Regions from separate parts of the Homo sapiens genome. Here region 2 is linked to region 1. Evidence: read pairs that join two places in POLR2A ChIA-PET (ENCODE). Cell type or tissue: CD4-positive, alpha-beta T cell. All regions are shown on one strand. Each heading gives the region's core, and the rest is flanking DNA. Links, peaks and the distances in the headings are about the cores only. Region 1 has its middle 8.6 kb from the start of C16orf54. Region 2 overlaps INO80E (INO80 complex subunit E).

What was found. Peaks named below come from ENCODE experiments on the same cell type or tissue, not always from the same donor. Only the 100,000 strongest peaks of a DNase experiment are listed, where the experiment ranks them.
Region 2: POLR2A ChIA-PET joins it to region 1 with 6 read pairs; 1 of 35 experiments calls an interaction of 5 or more read pairs at or near these places.

The regions. Positions count from the first base shown.
Region 1 is chr16:29,752,431-29,756,807 of GRCh38, reverse strand. No RefSeq gene overlaps it. Among named protein-coding and RNA genes, the nearest start is that of C16orf54, 8.6 kb to the right of the region's middle. RefSeq lists enhancers at 1,662-1,721, 2,162-2,231 and a silencer at 2,412-2,461. In CD4-positive, alpha-beta T cell, for the core only: no CTCF peak of the experiment used is centred there; a DNase peak (open chromatin) is centred at 2,167; H3K4me3 peaks cover 684 bases.
Region 2 is chr16:30,003,843-30,008,219 of GRCh38, reverse strand. INO80E (INO80 complex subunit E) reads right to left here. Exons shown (of 7, transcript NM_173618.3): 7 at 2,429-2,999. The coding sequence ends at 2,778. DOC2A (double C2 domain alpha) reads left to right here. Exons shown (of 11, transcript NM_003586.3): 6 at 921-1,047; 7 at 1,130-1,189; 8 at 1,272-1,435; 9 at 1,543-1,624; 10 at 1,711-1,807; 11 at 1,889-2,706. The coding sequence ends at 2,034. Among named protein-coding and RNA genes, the nearest start is that of DOC2A, 5.0 kb to the left of the region's middle. RefSeq lists an enhancer at 3,711-4,377. In CD4-positive, alpha-beta T cell, for the core only: CTCF peaks have their summits at 2,313 and 2,513 (motif pointing right); a DNase peak (open chromatin) is centred at 2,549; H3K27me3 peaks cover 221 bases.

The DNA of each region.
Region 1 (4,377 bases), core at 250-4,249:
GTGACCTCAAACTCCTGGGCTACAGCAATCCTGCTGCCTCAGACTCTGGAGTAGCTAGTACTAACAGGTGCACAATATTCAGACCAGTTAGTCCTTTTCTTTTTTTTTTCTTTTTTTTTTTTTTTTTGAAAGAGAGTCTCGCTCTGCCACCAGGCTGTAGTGCAGTGGTGTGATCTCGGCTCACTGCAACCTCCGCCTCCCTGGTTCAAGCGATTCTCATATCTCAGCTTCTCGAGTAGCTGGGATTACAGGCACCTGCCACCACACCCAGATAATTTTTGTAGTTTTAGTAGAGATGGGGTTTCACCATGTTGGCCAGGATGGTCTCGATCTCCTGACCTCATGATCTGCCCACCTTGACCTCCCAAAGTGCTGGGATTACGGGCGTGACAGCTAGCCATGTTTTAAAAACATAAAATTAGGTTTGCCTAACAATTGCTTAGAGTGATGAAACACTTAATTGAAAAAGTAATAATCTAAAGAAAAAGGCTAGGTGTGGTGGCTCACGCCTGTAATGCCAGCACTTTGTGAGGCCAAGGCAGGCGGATCACTTGAGGTCAGGAGTTGGAGACCAGCCTGCCCAACATGGCGAAACCCCGTCACTACTAAAAATACAAAAATTAGCCAGGTGTGGTGGTGCATGTCTATAGTCCCAGCTACTCAGGAGGCAGAGATGAGAGAATTGCTTGAACCCAGGAGGTGGAGGTTGCAGTGAGCCAAGATCACGCCAACGCACCCTGGCCTGGGTGACAGAGCAAGACTCCATCTCAAAAAAAAAAAAAAAAAAAAAAAAAAAAAAAAGAAGAAAGAAAGCGAGAAAGGAAGAAAGAAAAATAACTAGACAAATGTTTATAAGGCCAGGCGCGGTGCCTCACGCCTGTAATCCCAGCACTTTGGGAGGCTGAGGCGGGCGGATCACGAGGTCAAGAGTTCGAGACCGGGGCCGGGCACGGTGGCTCACACCTGTAATCCCAGCACTTTGGGAGGCCGAGATGGGTGGATCACGAGGTCAGGAGATCGAGACCATCCTGGCTAACACGGTGAAACCCCGTCTCTACTAAAAATACAAAAATTAGCCGGGCATGGTGGTGCGCGCCTGTAGTCCCAGCTACGCGGGAGGCTGAGGCAGGAGAATGGCGTGAACCCGGGAGGCGGAGCTTGCAGTGAGTCGAGATCGCACCACTGCACTCCAGCCTGGGCGACAGAGCGAAACTCCGTCTCAAAAAAAAAAAAAAAAAAAAAAAAAAAAAAAAAAAAACAGTTCGAGACCAGCCTGGCCAATATGGTGAAACCCCGTCTCTACTAAAAATATAAAAAATTAGCCAGGCGCAGTGGCACGTGCCTGTTGTCCCAATTACTCAGGAGGCTGAAGCAGGAGAATCTCTTGAACCTGGGAAGTGGAGCTTGCAGCGAGCCAAGATCACGCCACTGCACTCCACCCTGTGCAACAGAGCAAGACTCCGTCTCAAATAAAATAAAATAAAATAAAACACCAAAAAAAAGGTCTATAAAAGTTAGACTCTCTTAGATCAAAGAAGTTGAAACCTTGAGCTCAGAGCAATAATGTAAGGTATCTCTGTCCAGCATAAAAATGTTGCTTTTTCTGTCACACAGAGGCCAAAAGGCAAAAACAAAAACAAAATAAAAAAAACACCTGCTAAAGTTCTTTCCTGCCCACATTTGCAAATCAAACCAGATCAGCAAACAAAACATAGACGTGTTACTAGTTCCAGGGCACTTAGATATTTTGTATTTCTTATACAATTTAGCCAATCCTGGCTAAAATGTAAACAATTGAAAATTTAACCCTAAACTCATTTGAAACTGATAAAAAACAGTTTTTTGAGACAGTCTCACTCTCATGCCCAGGCTGGAGTGCACTGGCACAAACACAGCTCAACCTCCTGAGCTCAAGCAGTTTTCCTGCCTCGACCTCCCCAGTTGAATCCTGAGCTGGGACTACAGGCATGCACCACTATGCCCAGGTAATTTTCTCATTTTTTGTACAGATGAGGTCTCACTTTGTTGCCCAGTCTGGTCTTGAGCTCATGGGTTTAAGCAATCCTCCCACACCGGCCTCCCAAAGTGCTGGGGTTACAGGCACCAGCCACCTCAATCAGCCGAAACTGAAAAAAAAATTTTTTTTCTTTCTTTTTTTTTTTTTTGAGGTAGAGTCTCGCTCTGTCGGCCAGGCTGAAGTGCAGTGGCATGATCTCAGCTCACAGCAACCTCCGTCTCCCAGGCTCAAGCAATTCTGCCTCAGCCTCCCGAGTAGCTGGGATTACAGGCACACGTGGGCCACCACACTTGGCTACTTTTTTGTATTTTTTTTAGTAGAGATGGAGTTTCACTATGAGCCAGGATGATCTCGATCTCCTGACCTCGTGATCCGCCCACCTTGGCCTCCCAAAGTGCTGGGATTACAGGCATGAGCCACCGTGCCCTGCCGTAAATCTTTAATCTTTAATAAATAAGCTGGTTTTAAAACTATTGGTAAAATAGGCTAGGCTTGGTGGCTCACACCTGTAATCCCAGCACTTTGGAAGGGTGAGGTGGGTGGATCACCTGAGGTCAGGAGTTTGAGATCAGCCTGGCCAACATGAGGAAACCTTGTCTCTACTAAAAATACAAAAAAGGTAGCTGGGTGTGGAGGCAAGTGCCTGTAATCCCAGCTACTTGGGAGGCTGAGGCAGGAGAATTGTTTGAACCCAGGACGCAGAGGTTGCAGTGAGCTGAGATCATGCCACTGCACTCCAGCTGGCGTGACCAAGGAAAACTCTCTTTAAAAAAAAAAAAAAAAAAAAAAAAAAGACAAAGAAAAAAAGTATTGGTAAAATAAAAATAGAAATGTCTTCAGAATTATCAGCATACATTTTTGCTTGGGTTTACTGGCCAGACAGTTTTATATTTATCTCTACTAGATGTTTTAAGGTGTCAGGGTCTGACACAAGGGTTATAAGACTACAAATCCAGTTTTAAACAAAATGATCTGTGTTTGTATAATTTTTTGTTGTTGTTAGAGACAGGGTCTTGCTCTGCTGTCCAGGTAGCATGATATAACTCACTGTAACCTCGAACTCCTGGGCTCAAGTGATCCTCTGCCTCAGCCTCTTGAGTAGCTAGGACTACAGGCACATGGAACCATGCCCAGCTAATTTTTTTTTTTTTTTGGTAGAGATGGAGTCTCACTGTGTTGCCCAGGCTGGTCTTGAACTACTATCTTCAAGCAATCCTCCTGCCTCCCAAAGTGTTTAGATTAGGCTAGGTATGGTGGCTTATGCCTATAATCCCAGAACTTCAGGACACCGAGGTGGGAGGTCTGCTCCAGGCCAGGAGTTTGAGACCAGCCTGGGGAACACAGCAAGACCCCATCTCTATTTAAATTAAAATGGCCGGGCGCAGTGGCTCACACCTGTAATCCCAGCACTTTGGGAGGCCGAGGCGGGCAGATCACCTGAGGTCAGGAGTTGGAGAGCAGCCTGACCAACATGGCAAAACCCCATCTCTACCAAAAATACAAAAATTAGCTGGGCATGGTGACGGGCACCTGTAATCCCAGCTACTTGGGAGGCTGAAGCAGGAGAATCGCCTGAACCTGGAAGGCAGAGGTTGTAGTGAACCGAGATCATGCCATTGCACTCCAGCCTGGGCAACAGAGCAAGACTCCGTCTCAAAAAAAAAAAAAAATAGCCAGGCATGGTGGTGCGCACCTGTAATCCCAGCTACTCAGGAGGCTGAGGCAGGAGAATCATTTGAACCCAGGAGGTGGAGGTTGCAGTGAGCTGAGATCAAGCCACTGCCCTCCAGCCTGGGCAACAGAGTGAGACTCTGTCTAAAAACAAATTTTTTTAAATTAATTAAAAGAAAAAGTGACGCAGGGCATGGTGGCTCATGCCTGTAATCCCAGCACTTTGGGAGGCTGAAGGGGGTGGATCACCAGGTCAGGAGTTTGAGACCAACATAGTGAAACCCCATCTCTACTAAAAATACAAAAATTAGCCAGGCATGGTGGCACACACCTGTAATCCTAGCTACTCGGGAGGCTGAGGCAGGAGAATTGCTTGAACCTGGGAGGCGGAGGTTGCAGTGAGCTGAGATCATGCCACTGCACTCCAGCCTGGGTGACAGAGTGAGACTCCGTCTCAAAAAAAAAAAAAAAAAAAAAAAAAGAAAAAGAAAAAGTGTTGCTAGGCACAGTAGCTCACGCCTGTAATATCAGCACTTTGAGAGGCTGAGGCGGATGGATCATGAGGTCAGGAGTTTGAGACCAGCCCAGCCAACATGGTGAAACTCTGTCTAAAGATAAAAAAAAAAAAAAAAAAAATAGCCGGGCGTGGTGGTGCATGCCTGTAATCCCAGCCACTCGGGAGGCTGATG
Region 2 (4,377 bases), core at 378-4,377, 250 kb before region 1:
TTGCTCCGTCATCCTAGGAGATGGAGATGTAGGGAGAGTACTCCCTCAAGTCAGGTGGCGGGCAGCGAAACCCAGGCTCTGGAGAGACCTCTGCCTTTGTGCTTGGATTTGCAGCTGGGACCTTCCCTGATGGTCAGGGCTGTGCAGCAGAGAGGCCACCTTGGTTTCAGCTATTCGGGTGGAATGGAGGGGAGGCCAGAGGCCAAAACCAGAATGAGACCAAAAAATGAGCGCTCACCAGGGCCCAGCCCAGGCTTAGCATTTTCACATTTCTTTCTTTCCCTTGACTATCTCCATTTACAGATGGGAATTGAGGCATAGGGTGATCAAGTGACTTGCCCAAGGTCACACAGGTGGCTCAGAAGTGGCAGGGCTGGGATCTGCCCATCCTCCATGCCACAGATGCCCAGCCTGGTAGTGGGTCACTGCGGAGGCAGGGCAGGGACTGCAGGAGGACAGGTGGCTGGAAAGCAATCATTTCTTAGTGAGTCCCTGCGGGGCTGGCTCTCTGCTGCATGCAGGAAAAGGACGGGGGTTCCCGAGGAGGCGTGGGGTACTGGTCTGGCTGCCCAAGGCTCCAAGGCCCTTCTAGCTCTCACGGCCTGTGTCTATGGCCACATCCACCGTGGTGTTCGGCTCCTGCCCCCAGGCCCTGAATGGAGGCAGTGAGCAGCGTGCTCCAAGATTTCTGAGGGCTTCCCACAATGGCTGAGCATGTCCTGATGGACCAGGGACAGCCGGGTGGCTGCAGAGGGAGGGACAGAGGAATGGGCAAATCTGCTTGTCCTTCTCAAGTGCCAGCCTGTCTTCCAGATGAGACGTAGTGTTTAGGGCAGAGCTGGGCTGGTCCAAGGCCCTTCCTACACCCCGGAACGGGGCTCAGGTACCCCAGGGGCCCTGACACTGCAGTTCCCGACCAGGATCGCCGTCTGTGATGAGGACAAGCTGAGTCACAATGAGTTTATTGGGGAGATCCGCGTGCCCCTCCGCCGCCTCAAGCCTTCGCAGAAGAAGCATTTTAACATCTGCCTCGAGCGCCAGGTCCCGGTCTGTGTGGGGGCTGCAGGGGCGCCAGGGGAGGGGGCCCTGGGGAGGCCAGGCTTCCAGAACCTTCTCTTTGCCCCCTCAGCTGGCGTCCCCCTCTTCCATGTCAGCGGCGCTGAGGGGCATCTCCTGTTATCTGAAGGAGGTGAGGCACCTCATGGGGATGGGGATGCATGTGGGTGGGAGGCTGCAGGGGCCCAGGCTGACCCTGAGTCTGTGCCCCGCAGTTGGAGCAGGCGGAGCAGGGGCAGGGGCTGCTGGAGGAGCGTGGCCGCATCCTGCTGAGTCTCAGCTACAGCTCGCGGCGCCGGGGACTGCTGGTAGGCATCTTGCGCTGCGCCCATCTGGCTGCCATGGACGTCAACGGTTACTCGGACCCCTACGTCAAGACGTGAGCCCTTGCTCTGACCCTCTCCTCCCCAGGGAGCCTGCCCTGGCCTGAGTTGGGCCTGGCCTGTCCCTCACCCCTCAGTTCGTCTCCCTCCACCCCACCCCCAGGTACCTGAGGCCCGATGTGGACAAGAAATCCAAGCATAAGACGTGTGTGAAGAAGAAGACTCTCAACCCAGAATTTAACGAGGTACCCAGGAGGGGACGGGACATGGAGGGAGGCCAGGGAGGGGCTGGGGAGCTGGCTCACGAACGGGTGGCCGGCCTTGTCCCTAGGAGTTTTTCTACGAGATAGAGCTCTCCACTCTGGCCACCAAGACCCTGGAAGTCACCGTCTGGGACTATGACATTGGCAAATCCAATGACTTCATTGGTGAGGGAGGAGCTGGCTGCGGGTGTTGAGGGCGGGCAAGTGGCAGGGAGGTGGCCCTGACCCTGCCCACCTGCTCCCCAGGTGGCGTGTCCCTGGGGCCAGGTGCCCGAGGCGAGGCTCGGAAGCACTGGAGTGACTGCCTGCAGCAGCCGGACGCAGCCCTGGAGCGCTGGCACACCCTGACCAGTGAGCTGCCCCCTGCGGCCGGGGCTCTGTCCTCAGCCTGAGTGGACAGCAGTGTCCCGGCACAGGCCCATCGAGCCGGGTCCAGTACCCAACCTTCGCACGAGTGTGTTGCACGTTTACACAGGGTGGGCTGCCCCCACCCTGCACTACCTATTTTTGTGAGTCTCCGTGACCCGGGTCTGTCTGCTCATGAGGGGCTGCGGAGTTCTATATTCACATATGCAAACCTCCTGCCTGACTCGCTAGTCCCTGCAAATATGCAAACCCCCCATCATCTGCACACCCGGGCAGTGCTCAGAGCCCGGCCCCAGGCCCCCGCGCTCCTCACTCCTGCCTCTCCACGCTGCCCCGTCCCTCTCCCCCAACAGGGAGGAGGTCGGATTAGGGGAGGTTCAGAGGAGGAGAATGTCTCAAAAAAAAAGGACAAAAAACAAACCCAGAGCCACTCCTTTAATACAGAAACTTCATTGAAAAAACCTAGCCCTGTACAGCTGCCCTTTTAAAGAGGTGGCCATTGCAGGGTCTCTGCCTCCCCAGCAGGTGGCAGATGCTCCCGGCCACTCGTTTAAATAACTGTCCCCTGGAGGGGGCCGGGGTTTGAAGGCAGGGCCCCTGCCACCCTCCTGGGGGACACCCGTGCATGTTTACGCCTTTTCTGGTTGTGTCAGTGGCCGGAGCATGGCAGCTGGGCATCAATAAACACCTCCGAGGAAGCTGGACTCGTGTGTGCTGGCACGGGGAGGGCGCCGGGCGGGGCCGTGGTGGGCATGGCGTGATGTCACGGTCACTCCGGGATGTCGATCACCAGGTCATCGTCTCCATCCAAGGCATCGTCCCCGCTACCTGCATCGCTGAACATCTGCCGAGGGACCGTGCTCAGGATCGTGGGGGGGGGCATCTTAGGGGGTGGGAGGGGGGTCAGGGTTGTCCCGACCCCAGCCCCAGAACCCCGGCCAGGGAAGGTCAGCGGCCCTCCCACAGGGCAGTCGGGGGGTCCCACCGCCATCTGCAGCAGGGGGAAGAAACACAGGGGGACTAGTCAGGGAGGCACTGGGGCCTCAGGAGACTAGGCTTTGCCCCCCAGGGCAGCTCTGGGGAGGGGGAAGAGGCCCTGGGCACAGCTGGGCCAACCCATGCTGCACTCAGGGCCTGCCCCCCTCAGCCCCTCGAGAGCCTCAAACCAGCAAGTGCCTGGGGGTGGTGATAGAGGTGAGATGAGGGGATGGGGGTGTCTCACAGGAAACCGGGAGGGAAAGGCCCGGGCACCTGCCCTCTCCAGGGAGGCGCCTGGGCTGCCCTGAGACAGGGGTTAAGCCAGAGGCGGAGTCGGCCTGGAGTGCTTGCCTGCCTGCCGGCCCCGGAGGTGCCACCTGCCACCAGCTTCCTCTCCCTACTCCTCCTCTCCCTCTTCTGCGGCACTCACTGGTTCGGTGGAGGGTATTGCAGGCTGCCTGAGCCAGGAGCCCCAGCGGCTTATCTGCCCCCAAGAAGCTTGTATTATGTCTTGGATGGGCCCCTCCTCGGGGTCCCGGCAGCTGTGGCCTAGGCCCAGCCCTCCTCTTAGCTCACCTGGGCTGCGGTCCCAGCCTCCTAACTGGACTCCCTGCCCGCAGCCTCTCCCAGATCCAGCTCCTCCGCACGGCAGCCAGAGCGCGCGCTCTAAAACACAGACCTGAGCGCGTCACCGTGCCACTCGGGGCCTCGGGGCGGGAGTGCCGCCTGCGGGACGACAGGCAGCCCCTCCCCCTGGGCATCCTGCTCTATTTGTCAGAAGTCCTGCTTTGTCCTCTGAGGGTGGGAAGTGGCCTCTGCCCTGCTCAACCCTTCAGCTCCCCCCCGCTGCCAGGTCCTCACAAACCCTCCCTAGAGAGCTCTGTGGGTCTCCTCTGCAGTCCCCGTGCTTTGTCTGTGGGCACAAACTGGGCACCTGCTGTGTGTCAGGTGGTTTCTGTTAATGCCCTCCCAGCCTCAGGACACTGGGGGGCGGGAAACGGGGAGAAGTCACGTGCCAGCAGAGGAGGCTGAACCTGGTGTGGACATGGAGGTCCTGAGGCTTAGGCCTGCTGGGTCCTGCGGGGCAGTGTCCAGTCTGGCCCTGGGCTAGATGCTGAGTGGGCTGGCAGGAAACGCCATGCGTGGTCTCCAGTGGCCCTTCTGAGTGTCACATTTGGCCCTGTGGCCTCCTCTCTGCTTCCTAAGGAGCCCTCACTTACCCTCATCTCCGCTGCTGGGGTGGTGTGGGGGCCAGGGTGGGTCAGGCCTCAGGGTATAGGAGGCTGGCAGGATGGATGATGGGGGGTCCAACTCTGAACAGCACCCCCACGCCCTGCACCAGGCCCCCACATGTACACACACAAGCAGACATGCGTGTATGACTGGAAAGG